2 separate regions of the Homo sapiens genome follow, and region 1 is linked to region 2. A link is an interaction called in ENCODE POLR2A ChIA-PET data of the cell type or tissue named here. Cell type or tissue: PC-9. All regions are shown on one strand.

What was found. Peaks named below come from ENCODE experiments on the same cell type or tissue, not always from the same donor. Only the 100,000 strongest peaks of a DNase experiment are listed, where the experiment ranks them.
Region 1: POLR2A ChIA-PET joins it to region 2 with 14 read pairs; 5 of 35 experiments call an interaction of 5 or more read pairs at or near these places.

The regions. Positions count from the first base shown.
Region 1 is chr11:65,521,218-65,529,217 of GRCh38, reverse strand. SCYL1 (SCY1 like pseudokinase 1) reads right to left here and starts at 4,135. Exons shown (of 18, transcript NM_020680.4): 1 at 3,954-4,135; 2 at 3,504-3,644; 3 at 3,175-3,297; 4 at 2,868-3,094; 5 at 2,345-2,435; 6 at 2,101-2,256. The coding sequence starts at 4,064. RefSeq lists a silencer at 3,788-4,287. In PC-9, no CTCF peak of the experiment used is centred here; no DNase peak of the experiment used is centred here; H3K4me3 peaks cover 1,605 bases; H3K27ac peaks cover 544 bases.
Region 2 is chr11:65,847,348-65,855,347 of GRCh38, reverse strand. SNX32 (sorting nexin 32) reads right to left here. Exons shown (of 13, transcript NM_152760.3): 2 at 5,766-5,870; 3 at 5,318-5,428; 4 at 5,077-5,198; 5 at 4,794-4,917; 6 at 4,493-4,597; 7 at 4,188-4,293; 8 at 3,945-4,020; 9 at 3,669-3,708; 10 at 2,797-2,883; 11 at 2,559-2,718; 12 at 2,390-2,475; 13 at 1,647-2,066. The coding sequence ends at 2,013. CFL1 (cofilin 1) reads left to right here. Exons shown (of 4, transcript NM_005507.3): 4 at 1-675. The coding sequence ends at 12. Among named protein-coding and RNA genes, the nearest start is that of CFL1, 6.8 kb to the left of the region's middle. RefSeq lists enhancers at 2,466-2,515, 2,566-2,785, 3,033-3,894, 4,416-4,575 and a silencer at 4,016-4,310. In PC-9, CTCF peaks have their summits at 3,697 and 3,906; no DNase peak of the experiment used is centred here.

The DNA of each region.
Region 1 (8,000 bases), 330 kb after region 2:
CCAAAGGCCCTCCCCGCCCCACAGCATCTGAGTCAAGATTCCATGACCTCTGCTGGGTCAGGGTCTGTGGAGTGTCTGCCACTCTCCTCCCCTGCTCCTGATTCTGATTCTCAGCCCCCGCTGTCTTCCCCACACACGGCTGGGGCCGGGCATTGCATAGAGCAGAGCCTTCCTCCCTCCTCCCTACAGCAACCCTGCAGGCCAGTGCACCCAGATGCTCCTCACTATACACATGTGGAAACCAAGGTTCAGAGGCAAAGCAGAGGGCTCCCTCCTCAGTATCTCTCCACGTGCTGTCGCCTCTGCCTGGAACTCTTACTCCAGGTACCATCCCTCTGGCTCCCACAGTCATGTCCTTCAGGCCCCAGCTCCAATGTCACACTTCAGAGAGCCCATCCCTGAATACCCACTCCAGTACTTTCCTTCCTGCACTGGATTTTTCTTTTCTTTTTTTTTAAGACTGAGTTTTGCTCTTGTTGCCCAGGCTGGAGTGCAATGGTGCGATCTCGGCTCACTGCAACCTCCTGCCTCCCAGGTTCAAGCTATTCTCCCGCCTCAGCCTCTGGAGTAGCTGGGATTACAGGTATGCGCCACCATGCCTGGCTAGTTTTTTGTATTTTTAGTAGAGACGGGGTTTCTCCATGTTGGTCAGGCTGGTCTCAAACTCCTGACCTCAAATAATCCGCCAGCCCCGGCCTCCCAAAGTGCTGGGTTTACAGGCGGGAGCCACCGCACTGGCTGGTTTTCTTATTTATGGTGTTCTTTTGTTTGTTTTGAGACGGAGATTTGCTCTTGTTGCCCAGGCTAGAATGCAATGGCACAATCTTGGCTCACTGCAACCTCCACCTCCCAGGTTCAAGCGATTTTCCTGCCCCAGCCTTCCTGAGTAGCCGGGATTACAGGCATGTGCCACCACTCCCGGCTAATTTTTGTACTTTTAGTAGAGATGGGGTTTCTCCATGTCGTCAGCTGGTATCGAACTCCCGACCTCAGGTGATCCACCCGCCTCAGCCTCCCAAAGTGCTGGGATTACAGGCGTGAGCCACTGCACCTGGCTCTTATTTATGGTTTTTATGTTTTCTGTCTCTTCCCCAGCAAGAGTTCCCAAGGTTGGGGATCTGGTCTGTTTACTTTTTGCTAGATTCTTGAGGACAGTGATCTAGGTCCGCCTCACCTTCCTCCACACCGTGCTGCCCACCCCCCTGCAGCCAGTACAGGGTGTTACACCCCTGGGGACCAGAGCCAGAATGTACACGTGGAGTGACTGGAGTAACCAGAGCTGGCCCTAAATGCCTGCTGGGCACAGAACACTATACCACACATTTTCAATTCTGACTCCTCACTGGGTCCCTTTGAAGTAGGTACAGGTTGAGTCTCCCTTGTCCAAAATGTTTGGGACCAGAAGTGTTTCAGATTTCAGATGTTTTTTGGATTTTGGAATATGTGCATTATACCAATTCAACATCTTTTTTTTTTTTTTTTTTTTGAGACGAAGTCTCACACTGTCGCCCGGGCTAGAGTGCAGTGGCACGATCTCGGCTCACTGCAACCTCCGTCTCCTGGGTTCAAGTGATTCTCCTACCTCAGCCTCTGGAGTAGCTGGGATTACAGATGCCCGCCCAGCTGATTTTTTGTATTTTTAGTAGAGATGGGGTTTCTCCATGTTGGTCAGGCTGGTGTCGAATTCCTGACCTCAGGTGATCCACCCACCTCAGCCTCCCAAAGTGCTGGGATTACAGGCATGAGCCACCGCGCCTGGCTCCAATTTAACATCTGTAATCCAAAAAAATCTGAAATGCAAAATGCTCTAATGGGCATTTCCTTGGATTGTAATGTTGGTGGTCAAAAAGTTTCCAGTGTTGGAGTAGATCATGCATTTTCGGATTAGGGATGCTCAACCTGTACTATTATTGGGACTGAACTTCAGCCAAGGGAAGTCACAGAGTAAGTATGAGCTGGAGCCTGGGTTTGAACCCGGATTGGCCTAACTCCACAGTCCATGCTTGTCTCCTGAGGGTCAATTGTGAGGTACCCTGAAAAGCAGGGTAGGGGCAGAATGAAAAAGATAGGGTCGAAGCCCAGGGTGGGTTGGGGGCTCACCTGAATCTCCTCCAGGAAGAGGTTGGTTTCTACAAAGCGGTTGCTCATGAAGCCACCAGGTGCCCGGCAGTTCTGCAGGAAGCGGGCTGGGTTGGGACGCACCTTGGGGTTTGCTCCCACCAGCTCACAGTAATGGGGCACCAGCGTTTTGGGGATCTGTAGGGGAGGGGTCAGTGTCAGGGCAGGGGTAGCCAGCTGGCAGAGGGGCTGAGGCAGGGCAAAGAGCCAGGGGCAAGAAACTTACCTTCCCAGGGTTGCGTAGGGCTGCTGCCCGAGGTAGGGGCCCATTGAAGACTTCCCAAATGAGGCAGCCCAAGCGCCACATGTCTGCTGACCTGTGGCAGTGACCCAGAGCTCTTAGGGCCCCACCAACCACCTGCACAGGCCTCCAGCCTGCCTTGGGCACCAGGCACCCACTGCATGCCAGGGCCTGGCTATGTCCCTCAGCTGAGCCATCAGTCCCAAGAGGCAGGTTTCATTAGCCTCACTTAACAGATTAAAAAAACCAAGCCTCAGAGAACTAGGCACATCTGTCCAGGTCACAGAGCTTTCAAGTTCAGAATCACCCAACCCCGAATGCTGTGTCCATCCCGCCCTACCGCCCTGAGGACCCTGGGGGCAGAGGAGTGTCCCTCACTCCTGGGACACTGATTCCCTCCCCAGCCAGGCAGCAGGGAACAGGGGAGTGCCAACTAGTCTAGGAGTCCTGAGGCTGCAGGGGCCTCCAGGACAGGGCAGGTTGGGGCGCGCTGCCCCCAGTCACCCACCACTTCTCTCTGACCACTCTGCCACTGCTGTCAGCCAACTCCGGGGGGTCATACTGCTCAAGCTCGGGGATCCCCTTGCGGGGAGGTCCCCCACCGTTGCCCTGGGCCGAATACATGTAGTCCAGGCCCCCAAGCTTCCACTCGCCAGCTCGGTCCACGAACACGGCGGCCATGCAGACATTGTTGTGGATGAGGCTGCAGTCGTTGACCAGGAAGCTGAGGGCTTTCTGGGGGCAAAAGGAGCCATCACGCCCCAGCACCTGCAACCCCCCATCCCTGCTCTCATCACCACTGCCCCCCACCTCACCACGATCTGGTGTAGCCCCCAGGAGATCTCCAGCTCCTTCAGGCCACCAGCCTCCACTCTCGCCTTGAGGTATATTCCCAACGGGGTCACAGCCTCTGTCACGACGTGGAGGCATTTTTCTGTCTGGGGAAGGGGACACAGGGTTATCAAGGGCGGAGGGGCAGAGAGGAAGGAGAGATAAGCGACTTGAAGTTGGGAGAGATGGGGAAGAGGAAACCAAATCTGGGGGTGCTGGGGCACATAGGGTGGAAACAGGGCAGGAGGGGAGACAGGAGTGGGTAACCAGGACATCGTGAGGGGCAGAGACGGGCAGGCAAGGCAGCAGGTACCTCCAGTCCATCGATGTAAGCCAGGATGTTGGGGTGCCGTAGAGTTTTGAAGCGCTTGAAGGCAGCTTTGGCCACCTGGGTCTGCTCTTCCGCGCCAGGCTTCACATCATAGACGAAGATGGACACGGGGCTGCCTGTGGCCTAGGGGAGGGCAGCGGGGCCTGAGATGGTCCCAGAGCTGTTGTGTGGCCGGAAGACAAGGGCCCGCAGCCAGGTCTCTCCCCAGGTCAGCCTTAGGGACACTTCGCCGGGCCCACGTGACCCCGGCCCTGTCCGCCTGTCGGTCCCTCGGTCCCTCCGCCCGCCACGTAGGCACTGCCCGCCCCCTCCCCGGCCTGCTACCCCTTGGTTCCGCCGCCACGTCAGGCCGGGCGCAACGCGACGGGGTCGGCGGCGCGGAATAGGCAAGGCCCAGGTCGACCGCGGCCTACGGAGCTCGGCCGCACTCACCTTCTTGCGGCCGCGGTGCAGGGCCCAGGGCCCGGGCAGGCCGCCCTCTGGGGGCTCCGGGATGAGCTCGAACGGAAAGTCCCGGACCGGGTCCCGGGCAAAGAACCACATCGTCCCCACCGCCGCCGCGGGTTCGGGCGCCTTAGCTCCGGGTCCTCCGGCCGCCCGAGCCGGGGCGGGGCGGAGAGGGGGCGGGGCCTGCGTCAGACGGGGGCGGGGCCCGGGGGCCAGGGCGGGGCCTACGTCGGGGCGGAGCAGGACGTGAATTGGGGCGGGGTGGGGCAGAACCTGAGTTGGGGCGGGAAGGGGCGGGGACAAGGGAGGGGCGGGAGAGGGGCGGGGATGGGGGGGCTAGGGAGGGGCGGGGATGGGGGGGCTAGGGAGGGGCGGGGATGGGGGGGCTAGGGAGGGGCGGGGCAGTCCGGGGCGGCGGGCGGTACTAAGATCAGTACTCCGCCGCCGGGTAAGTCACTTAAAACCCTCCAAGCCTGTGAGCCCTTTTATCTAAAGAGGCCTAAATCCTAAAGGATAATAGAGCCTGCCTTCTAGCGTACTGTAAGGATGAGAGCTTAAGAAGGGACAGAGGGATGGGGAAACCGAGGCAAAAAGGGGGAGAGGTAGAAAGACTGACAGGCATGAGAGGGTGCAGTGAGGAGTGAGGCAGAGACCCAGAGAGGGAGACTGGCCCCACGCCAGACACTCTCTCCCACCAGCAAGTGGGTGCCTCCAGGCTCCGGGGAGGAGTCGGTCCTGGTGAAGTGACCATGAGAGAAGCACGAGGAGACGCCCCAGAGAAAGAGCGTGGGTGAGAGGCAGAGAGTGAATCCAAGGTTCCAAGGAGGTCCAGAACCCCGGGGCAGGGGCGGGCACCCAGGGAATGGAGGAAGGAGAGACTGAGGAGGGAAGAAGAAGTGACCCCAGGAAAGGAGGGAGGGAGAAGGAGCAACTGGGCAGGTCTGGAAGAGGCCAAAGGGCTGGGAGGGGACCCTGCTCTCCTGGGCTCAGCTGCCCGGCTCTCAAGCCAACGGATTGCATCTCTCAGTGCCTGTGTAGACAGCCATGGAGTGGTGTTAGCTCAATCAGCACATCACACTGGTGGGGATCCAGCCCCTGAGCTGTGTAGGAGGGGCTGGACAGGCAGTGGTTCTTCTGCTGGTAGGGTCTCAGGACCCAGGCTTGGGGACAGTGCCTCAACCACAGCTATGGAGCACTGGTGAGATTCTGGGACTGGTTATGAAAAGTCTGGTTGGGATGCCTTTGGGAGATAACTCAAGGGCAGAGATGCCACAGTGAGACGGTGCTGGGTTTCAATCACGGTTCAGCCCCTCATTGGATGTGAGAACTCACACAGTTCCCTTTGGGTGCGTTAGGTCCCCCATCTATAAACTGGGGTGAGGGCCAGGCACAGTGGTTCACGCTTGTAATCTCAGCACTTTGGGAGGCCGAGGCTGGAGGATCACCTGAGGTCAGGAGTTCCAGGTCAGCCTGACCAACATGTTTGAAGGGGGCCTGCCCCTCCACACCTGTGGGTATTTCTCGTCAGGTGGAGACAAGAGACTGAGAAAAGAAATAAGACACAAAGTATAGAGAAAGAACAGTGGGCCCAGGGGACCGGCACACTCAGTATACGAGGACCTGCACCGGCGCTGGTCTCTCAGTTCCCTCAGTATTTACTGATTACTATTTTCACTATCTCTGCAAGGGGACTGCGGCAGAACAGGGTGATGGTGGGAAGAAGGTCAGCAGGAAAACATGTGAGTAAAGGAATCTGCATCATAAATAAGTTCAAGGGAAGGTACTGTGCCCGGATGTGCACGTAGGCTGGATTTATGTTTCTCTTTACCCAAACATCTCAGTGTAGCAAAGAGTAACAGAGCAGTATCACCGCTAGCATATCTCACCTCCAGCCATAGGGCAGTTTTCTCCTATCTCAGAATAGAATGACTGGTGGGCTTTACACCAAGACATTCCATTCCCAGGGACATACGGGAAACAGAGGCCTTCCTCTTATCTCAACCGCAAAGAGATCTTCCTCTTTTACTAATTCTCAGCACAGACCCTTTACGGGTGTCGGGCTGGGGGATGGTAAGGTCTTTCCCTTCCCACAAGGCCATATCAGGCTGTCTCAGTCGGGGAGACAATACCCAGGCTTTCTCGGGCAGAGGTCCCTGTGGCTTTGCACAGTGCATCATGTCCCTGGTTAATAGAGAATGGAGAATGGCGATGACTTTTACCAAGCATACTGCTTGCAAACATATAGTTAACAAGGCACATCCTGCACAGCCCTAAATCCCTTAAACCTTGATTCAATACAGCGCATGTTTCTGTGAGCACAGGGTTGGAACTAAAGTTACAGATTAACAGCATCTCAAAGCAGAAGAATTTTTCTTAGTACAGATCAAAACGGAGTTTCTTATGTCTTCTTTTTTTCTGCATAGACACAGTAACAGTCTGATCTCGCTTCCTTTCCCCCACATATGTGTGGGCGGAGGAATACCTAGGTGCGGAGGCAAGAGATTGAAGGCACAAACTGTTTCAGTATAAAAAAGAAAATAGTTAGAATAAGAATAGTCATAATACAAATTAGATATAGAGATGGTCATGAACAATTATCAATCATTGTTATAAGCATTATTAATCATTAGCTTTTAATATTACTCTTTGTTGCATTACTAATATAACCTAGGAATAACCGGCGGGTATAGGGTCAGGTGCTGAAGGGACATTGTGAGAAGTGACCTAGAAGGCAAGAGGTGAGCCTTCTGTCACGCCCGCATAAGGGCCTCTTGAGGGCTCTTTGGTCAAGCGGTAACGCCAGTGTCTGGGAAGGCACCCGTTACTTAGCAGACCGCGAAAGGGAGTCTCCTTTCCTTGGAGGAGTCAGGGGACACTCTGCTCCACCAGCTTCTTGTGGAAGGCTGGATATTATCCAGGCCTGCCCGCAGTCATCCAGAAGCCTAAACCCCTCCCTGTGGTGCTGTGCTTCAATGCTCACGCTCTTTGTCCACTTTCATGCTCCTCCCATACTCCTGGTTCGTCTTTGAAATTCGTAGTAGATAGAGGTAGAAGAAATAGTGAAAGTCTTAAAGTCTTTGATCTTTCTTATAAGAGCAGAGAAGAAAACGCTGACGTATGCTGCCTTCTCTCTCTGCTTCGGCTACCTAAAAGGGAAGGGCCCCCTATCCTGTAATCACCTGACCTGCTTCACCTTGTCAATCACTTAGAAGATTCACCCTCCTTACCCTGCCCCCTTGTCTTGTATACAATAAATATCAGCGAGCCCAGCCATTTGGGGCCACTACCGGTCTCCGCGTCTTGATGGTAGTGGTCCCTGGGGCCCAGCTGTTTTCTCTTTATCTCTTTGTCTTGTGTCTTTATTTATTACAATCTCTAGTCTCCACACAGGGGGAGAACACATGCTAAGCCCCGTAGGGCTGGACCCTACACATATGTTGAAACCCCGTCTCTACTAAAAACACAAAAATTAGCCAGGTGTGGTGGTGGGCACCTGTAATCCCAGCTACTGGGAAGGCTGAGGCAGGAGAATCGCTTGAATCTGGGAGGTGGAGGTTGCAGTGAGCCGAGATCGCACCACTGCACTCCAGCCTGGACGACAGAGCGAGACTCCATCTCAAAAAAAAAGTGGGAACTTGGATGGGCACGGTAGCTCACGCCTGTAATCCCAGCACTTTGGGAGGCCGAGGCGGATGGCTCACCTGAGGTCAGGAGTTCAAGACCAGCCTGGCCAACATGGTGAAACCCCGTCTCTACTAAAAATACAAAAATTAGCCAGGCGAGGCCAGGCGCAGTGGCTCACGCCTGTAATCCCAGCACTTTGGGAGGCCGAGGCGGGCGGATCACGAGGTCAGGAGATCGAGACCATCCTGGCTAACACAATGAAACCCCGTCTCTACTAAAAATACAAAAAAAATTAGCCGGGCGTGGTGGCAGGCGACTGTAGTCCCAGCTACTCCAGAGGCTGAGGCAGAAGAATGGCGTGAACCTGGGAGGCGGAGCTTGCAGTGAGCCAAGATCGCACCACTGCAC
Region 2 (8,000 bases):
AAGCCTTTGTGAGCCCCTTCTGGCCCCCTGCCTGGAGCATCTGGCAGCCCCACACCTGCCCTTGGGGGTTGCAGGCTGCCCCCTTCCTGCCAGACCGGAGGGGCTGGGGGGATCCCAGCAGGGGGAGGGCAATCCCTTCACCCCAGTTGCCAAACAGACCCCCCACCCCCTGGATTTTCCTTCTCCCTCCATCCCTTGACGGTTCTGGCCTTCCCAAACTGCTTTTGATCTTTTGATTCCTCTTGGGCTGAAGCAGACCAAGTTCCCCCCAGGCACCCCAGTTGTGGGGGAGCCTGTATTTTTTTTAACAACATCCCCATTCCCCACCTGGTCCTCCCCCTTCCCATGCTGCCAACTTCTAACCGCAATAGTGACTCTGTGCTTGTCTGTTTAGTTCTGTGTATAAATGGAATGTTGTGGAGATGACCCCTCCCTGTGCCGGCTGGTTCCTCTCCCTTTTCCCCTGGTCACGGCTACTCATGGAAGCAGGACCAGTAAGGGACCTTCGATTAAAAAAAAAAAAGACAATAATAAAAAGGCTCATTAATGGGATGTGTTTTTCAAGGTTGGGACACAGGAGACTTCAGGATTGGGGGTGCACTGGGATAATGGTGCTATCTCTCTCCTCTGTACTCCACACCCAACCAGCCCCTGCACACCCTTATCTGGCTCCAATGACTGGCTGAGACGCCTTTCTGATGGTCACCATTATTCTGTTGGTGCTGTGATTGACACTGGACTGGCTGTTTAAGGAGTGGGTGCTGGCTACAGGGGTCTTCCAGCGGAAGTGATTTATGCCTGAACTGGGTGCTCTGTAGCCTTGCCTGGATGGACAGTGAGGTCCATCTGATATTCTGTTCTGTCCCTTTCTAGGTGTGGGCTGATAGGCAAGTCAGAGGTAGCTCAAAGGTTCTGTTTGGTCTGCTGTCTTCCCTGGATGGCTGACTCAAGTTTATGAGGGTCAGGTTCAGTGGCTGCTGTGAGTCAGGCCAAGTTGAGCCTTTGACCTCCTCTAGATGTGGCTGGAGTGCATTCAGGGTGGGGCCAGCCAGGTGGAGCCCGGGACTTCAGACCCCGGTGTCTTGAGCACTGCCTCCCTGTGTTTAACCAAAAGGGTGTTGCCGGTACCCTGAGCCTTTTGCCAGCATTGTCAAGGGCTGTTTCCAGCCTGTACTTTGGGCTTTTTCCTGCCCAGCAGGCAAAGACATACAAGAAATCTGGCCCTAGGGTGAGGTGAACTGGGAGTGGTAATGTGGCATCTATATTTCCCTTATCAACTGAACTGAGGAAGAGTCCTCCTGGTGTTACAGTTGGCTCCATAACTCCTGGGAACTTGTGAGCGGTTCTGGGAGGAAGGGCTAGATCCCTTTTCTGGTTAGGAAATAGGTGTGGAGAACTTGGGATTCATTTTTGTGCTAGGGTTTATGGGGGTAGGGGCAAACCTGGAAGACTTCTGGGGTTCCTAGGTCCCAGCTTCTGGGTGTCGCGCCTTCCCACAGGGAGCCTGCTGTCACTGGAGAGAGGGCTGAGGATGCTGCAGGGGTGCCCTCCTTGGTGTCTCCAGGATCTGATCATACTGCCTTGGCAGAAAGTGTGCCTGGTGGACCTTTGAGCTGTGGGAAGGGAAGTAAGGACAACAGGCCTCCTTGCTACAAAACCAGGGTTTTTATTTGCGAAGGAGAACAGGCCGGGATCAAGTGAGCTATGATTCCTTCAGGGCTATGGGTGAGGGTAGAGGCTGTTCCTCAGCTTCCTGGGGAGAGGTGTCAGGGTCCCTGGGGCTCTGCTGACTGTGGCCAGTTATGATGCCCATGCTGCCCTGTGTCTTGCAGGGCCTGGCACCTGTGGTGGTGGTGATAGGGGGTTTGGGCTTTCCCTGAGAGGATGTGGGGCAGAGTGAGGGTGTGGCTAGTGGCACTGCTAGGGAAGGAGACATCTTGCCGGAGAGAGGGGTCTGGGATACCCTGGTCACTGGAGATCCCAGATTAGGGTCTGGCTGAGCTCTGGCTACTCTAAGGCTCCCCCTTTAGGGCAACAAGGGTGTTCCGGAGAATCAGGGTGCTGGCCTGCAGAGGAGAAACAGGTCCTTGAAGTCCCCTGCTCCCTGAGTCAGGCTGCCATTCTTTCTGCACCTTAGATGCTCCCTCGCTCCCCACACCCCTGCTCTCTGCAATAACAGCTGCTGTTAATTGGGCCTTCCTACCCAGAAGGCACGGGTCCTGAGCCAGGGAAGCATGGCCCCAAGCCTTAGCTGGGGCTCCTCTCATGCACACACACGCGCATACATGCGTGCACACCCTCACATGCACGCACACCCTGGTGCCTGGGGGAGGGAGGGAGGTGGGAGGTGGGAGGCTTCACAAGGGCCCAGTGAGGTGGGAGGGCTCACCTTGGCGTGTTTGAGCTCCAGCTCTGCCAGCTCAATGAGATTCTTTCGAAAAGAGGAGACCCGGCGGGACTTGAAGTCCATGAGCTCTGGAGAGGAGGGGAAGAGGCATGGGGATCCGGGCAGGGCAGGGCATGTGGCCCCAGGCTGGGGCTGGGGGCTGCGGGCTCACCTTGCTTGGCGGAGTCGGAGAGGCGCTCGAAGCGTTGGCAGCACAGCTGCTGGTGGCTCTCGGCGGGCCGCACCTCCCGGTTCCTGGTGCGCGCCTTGTCCAGCGCCTTGTTGGCATTCTCGTAGTCGGCCAGTGCCCGCAGCCGCCGGTACAGCAGGTCCTAGGACCATGGGCACAGGGTCACTGCTGCCCTGTCCTGGCATCCGGGCCTGAGCGCTGCGCTGGGGCTGCCTCTCACCTTGGCTGCCTGTGAGTCACGCATGTAGTACCTCAGCATGTCTGACAGCTTCAGGTCCTCATCGGAAGCCACCCGGCCCTCCAGCTTCTGCATCAGAAAGGTGGGCACTGGGAAGGGAGCTTGTCAGAGGGGCAGCTAAGGGGTGGGAGGCACCTCTTCATCTAAATATCCAGCAAAGAAGCCTTAGGTAACTGTTCCAGGTCAGGTCTGGTGTTGAGGGGTGCAGGCCAGGGAAGGCTTCACAGAGGAAGTGGGATCTAGTCTGGATCTCGGGGACTGAGTAAGAGCTGGACAGAGGGCGCTGAGGGCTTGGCAGCTGTGCAAGCCCGGCTATGTGTTCAGGGAAACTTTAGTTCAGGGAGGGCACTTGGGCAAAGCAGGGGAGGGAGGCAGTGGCTGGAGCACAAGAGGCTGAAAGTGGAAGCTCAGGACTTTAGGAGCTTCCAGAAGGGGCAGGGTCTCTGAAGGGCCTTGAGCAGGGAAGAGATGCGGTCCAATAGACATTTTAGGAAGATGGCAACACTCCAGTGACTTTCTTAGGGAAGAGTGGGGAACATGTGTGCCCGGGCAGTGTGCTGGCAGCTGGGTGCAGCCTGCCAGAGGTTTGGGCACACCCTTGTGCCTCCCAACCCTCCGCTGCTGCACACGTGCATACATGTGCATGCCCCTGCACCCCCCAACACACACACGAAGCTGGATCCTTGTCTTCACCCCACCTTTTGTTAAACTAGTCTGGAGTGTAAGCCCAACTTGCCACTGGGCCCAAGTTATCACTGAACCCAAGATGATCCTGGAGCTCTTCCCTCTGCCAGGACTCATCTTCCCTGCAAAGCTCACCAGGAAAGCCTTTGAGCACAGAAGGCAGTACTCACCCTCAGCCGTTCAAAGAGCTCTGCCAATTTGAGGAAGCTCCTAGGAAGCAGTAGGGAGGGAGTTAGGGTAGGGGGCTGAGGAACAGCTCAAAGCCTCTCTGTCTCAGCCTCTCCTTGGGAATCTCCCTCTCCCCTTTCCTTCCCAACACCATCCCCCAACAGGAGAGCCTACACCTCCCACCTAGAGCTGACAGTAGACATCTACAGAGTGACCCCTCATGGGAAGACATGGTATTACAGGCACAGGGAGAGGGTAGGGGTGGGGGGAGTCCTCACGTCCTTAGCTGGTTGACTTCCTGTGTTCCCAGACTGCTCAGCGCAGCTGAGATAGGGATATAATCGTCTGCCAGGCCTGTTGGGGAACAGCCCCCATCAGAGCCCCTACATCTGCATGTCAAGCCTTGGTGCTTGTGGCCACAGACAAACAACAAGGCACGCCCTGCTCTCTTCTCTCCCCCAAGGAGTTGAACCGCTGGGGAGAGGGGCAGGGGGATCCAGGACCCCTTGGGCCCTGCGTACACTTGTGGGCGCGCATGACGCGGTCGGCCCGCAGGCAGGCATCTCGGATACGGGTGTGATACTCCAACAGGAAGGTCCTCTCATGCTCAAAGAAGTCATCCACCTCCTAAGGGAGCCAGGCAGGACCCCATTTACACTGGGTCACCACGGGGCTTGACAACACAGGCACCCAGGGTTGGCAAAATCTCCTTCCAAACCAGGCCAGGCCCCACCAGTGGCTTCCTTCCCACACCCAGCCTGGGCCTCAATCTGTGCTGTGGACTTGAGGTGCTGGGTTGAATCCGGAGAGGAGCACCAGGGGTTACCTTGAGCCCTGACATGCCCGTGATGAGGGCTTCATCCGCGGACTTCACAATATTCCTCAGAAACCCTCCGAGGAGCTCCTTCCTGTTCTTCCCCCGGACACTCAGCTGAGGCACACAGGGAGGGTATGATGCTGGGGTGGGCGTTCTCACCTCCCACCCCAAGTTGCAAGCCACTCACGGAGCTGTGACACAGGATTGGGCCCACTTGGGCCCCTTCTCCAGCCCTGCCACCCCTGGGTGCCTCCCCACCCAAGGTAGACTCCTGGCCCAAGGGTGACCCCAGGGATTCGGCCCAGCTCACATCCTGTCCATATTCCAAAAACACAAAGAAGTTGTGGTCTCGACGCAGGGTGGGGTGGGCCGCCAGGCGCTGCAGAAAGACTTCGTGCATCGCAACTGTCTTCTTAAAGATGGCCAGGTACTCCCTGCGAGAGTGGCAGCAGCTCACCGGCCCTCCTCAGCCCCCATCATCCTGCCTGCCCCCTTTCTGGGGTCAGAGGTCAGGGTTGCTAAACATTCATGGGGAGATAGCTGGGGAAGACATCTGGACTCTGGGGATGGCAGGGAAAGGAGGGGGCACTCACGCTTCCAGCTCCTGCTTCATCTTGGCAAACTCTTCCCGAGTGACAGAGCTGTCCCCCTCGCCCAATTTCTGTAGCTTTTCCCTCGAAGCCTCAAAGTCTGGCCTCGGAGGGGCTGGGGGGATCTGCTCAAAGGAGGGACGGAGCTGGGAGGCCTCTCACTGCCGAGACGGCCATCACAGCCTTTGGTCCTCACCCAAGTGCTCTGCCTGTCCCTCCCAGCCCCTGCCCAGCCCCTCCTCACGATGAGGCCGGCGTACTCCTCATTCTCCACGTAGGCATCATGCAGCCAGATGAACTCCTCGTGCTGCCGCACGACTGAGAACTCGGTCTGGGCGAAGTGAGGGAGGCAGCTCTGGAAGCGGGAAGGCCAACTGAGGTCCTCTCTCTGCCCCAAGCCCTGCCTCAGCAAGTCTGGGCATGCACTTTTGGGCCCCCCTCATCCCACATCCCAGGGAGGACAAAGTTAGAGCTCAGGTGTGCATGATTTCATTTAGAATGGTGGACAGGAATGATTAGGACTCGGGGCCTTAGGCAGAGCTAAGAGGCTCACTTTCCAGGAGGGGCTGAGGGCAAGTGCCAGGTGGAGGAAGAGTGCCCACAGGCTGTGTTGGCACATGCCTACCACCCCCTGGGGGAGGCCTCCTGCGGGCAGCCACCAGGACCTTTCCTCGTGCCCCGCACTGCCTCACCTTTGTTTGAACAGTGAATTTCACCTTGTCCCGCTCACTCACTGCGTCAGAAATCTCCACCTGTAAGGAGCTGTCTCCCTGCAGATCCACCGATGCACAGGAAGGCTGCGGAGGAGGGGAGGTCTCTGGCCTGGCTGAGCATGGCCCCTTTGCCCTTCCTTGCCCTGCAGGCTTTCTGATCCACCTGCAGAACCCTCTTCAGCAGCACTGCTTCAGCAATGCCCCAGGTCACCAGAGAGGGGTCCTGATAAGGCACTGACCTGAGTTTTGCAACTGCCAAAACATTTTAACCCTCCCATCCTTGGAGGCAGGCAGAAAACTTCCCATTTTACAGCTGTTGAAGCTGAGACAACCAGAGGAGAAGTAACTTGTCCAAGGTTATGCAGCTGCAAAGCGACAGTGCCAGATTGAAACCCAGTTGTTGTTTCTTTGTTTGTTTTTTTAGACGGAGTCTTGCACTGCCCAGGCTGGAGTGCAGTGGCGCGATCTCAGCTCACTGCAACCTCCACCTCCCGGGTTCAAGCGATTCTGCTGCCTCAGCCTCCCGAGTAGCTGGGACCACAGGCATGAGCCACCATGCCTGGCTAACTTTTGTATTTTTAGTAGAGACGGGGTTTCACTATGTTTGGTCAGGCTGGTCTCAAACTCCTGACCTCAAGTGATCCACCTGCCTTGGCGTCCCAAAGTGCTGAGATTACAGGCATGAGCCACCGTGCCCAGCAAAACCCAGTTTCTTAATTCCCAACCCCATGCACTTTCTCAGTTACTTGCCCACCCCTTCCCCAGCTGGCTACCTCAGGCATCCCTTAACCAGGGCTTCAAGTGAGTTGGATGAGACATTCCCACCTCTTTTGCGGGGGTTGCCAAAACCATTCCATTTACTACTTTTGGTGCCAAGAGGCAAAAGCTTACATGCAAAGCATGTGTATTTCTTCAAGTGAAAAGATCCACAAGACACCAAGCTACTAGCTCATTCTTGCATTGAGCTATTCAACATGTATTTATTTATTTTTGAGACAGGGTCTCGCTCTGTCACTCAGGCTGTAATGCAGTGGTGCCATCATAGCTCACTGCAGCCTCCAACTCCTGGGCTCAAGTGATCCTCCTGCCTTAGCCTCCCGGGTAGCTGGGACTACAGGCATGTACCACCATGCCAAGCTTTTTTTTTTTTTTTTAGAGACAGAGTCTTGCTATGTTGCCCAGGCTGGTCTCAAACTCCTGGGCTCAAGCAATCCTCCCACCTCAGCCTCCCAAAGGGCCGGAAGCAACATGCATTTATTGAATACCTACTGTGTCCACACCATAGTGCCAAGTGATATTAGGGGGAAGGGAAGAGGCTTAGGAATCACTCTACCCTTCAGCATTGCTCACCAGTATACAACAGGCACCTGTCCCACCTCTCAATCTGGAGGCCTCCTCACTCTCTCCTCTCTCTGCTTTTGGCACACTTTGGAGATGGTCCCTGAGATGGGGCTTGGTGATATGTGGGTCCAGAAACAGGCAAGACCTTGCTTGATGGTGGCCCATCTGCAGTAGTGATGTCTCCTCCCTGGATGGAGATCCCTGCATCTGTCCCCTCCTCCTGGCTGTCCGGCATGAAGGAATTGACCCTGAGGTCACTGGCCACTGTTTACAGGGTTATCTCTACATTGTTTCTCACTTTTTTTTTTTTTTTGATAGCATCTTGCTCTGTCACCCAGGTTGGAGTGCAGTGAAGTGATCTCGGCTAACTGCAAACTCTGCCTCCCAAGTTCAAGCAATTCTCTTGCCTCAGCCTCCTGAGTAGCTGGGATTACAGGCACACGCCACCACTCCCAGCTAATTTTTGTATTTTTAGTAGACACGGGGTTTTGCCATGTTGGCCAGACTGGTCTTGAACTTGTGAGCTCAAGTGATCTGCCTGCCTCGGCCTCCCAAGGTGCTGGGATTACAGGTGTGAGCCACTGCACCCAGCCCCCTTTTGTTTTTTTAATTAAGGTATAAGTTATATACAGGAAAGTGCACAAATTTTAAGTGTAAAGCACCAATTATTTGTATATGTGTATACAGCTGGGTAACCATCACCCAACTCAGATCATGATAGATATATATTTTATTTATTTATTTGGAGACAGGGTCTTGCTCTGTCACTCAGGCTGGAGTTTGGTGGCGCCATCACAGCTCACCGCAGCCTCCGTGATGAGCTGGGCTCAGACAATCCTCCTGACTCAGCCTTCCAAGTAGCAAGGACCACGG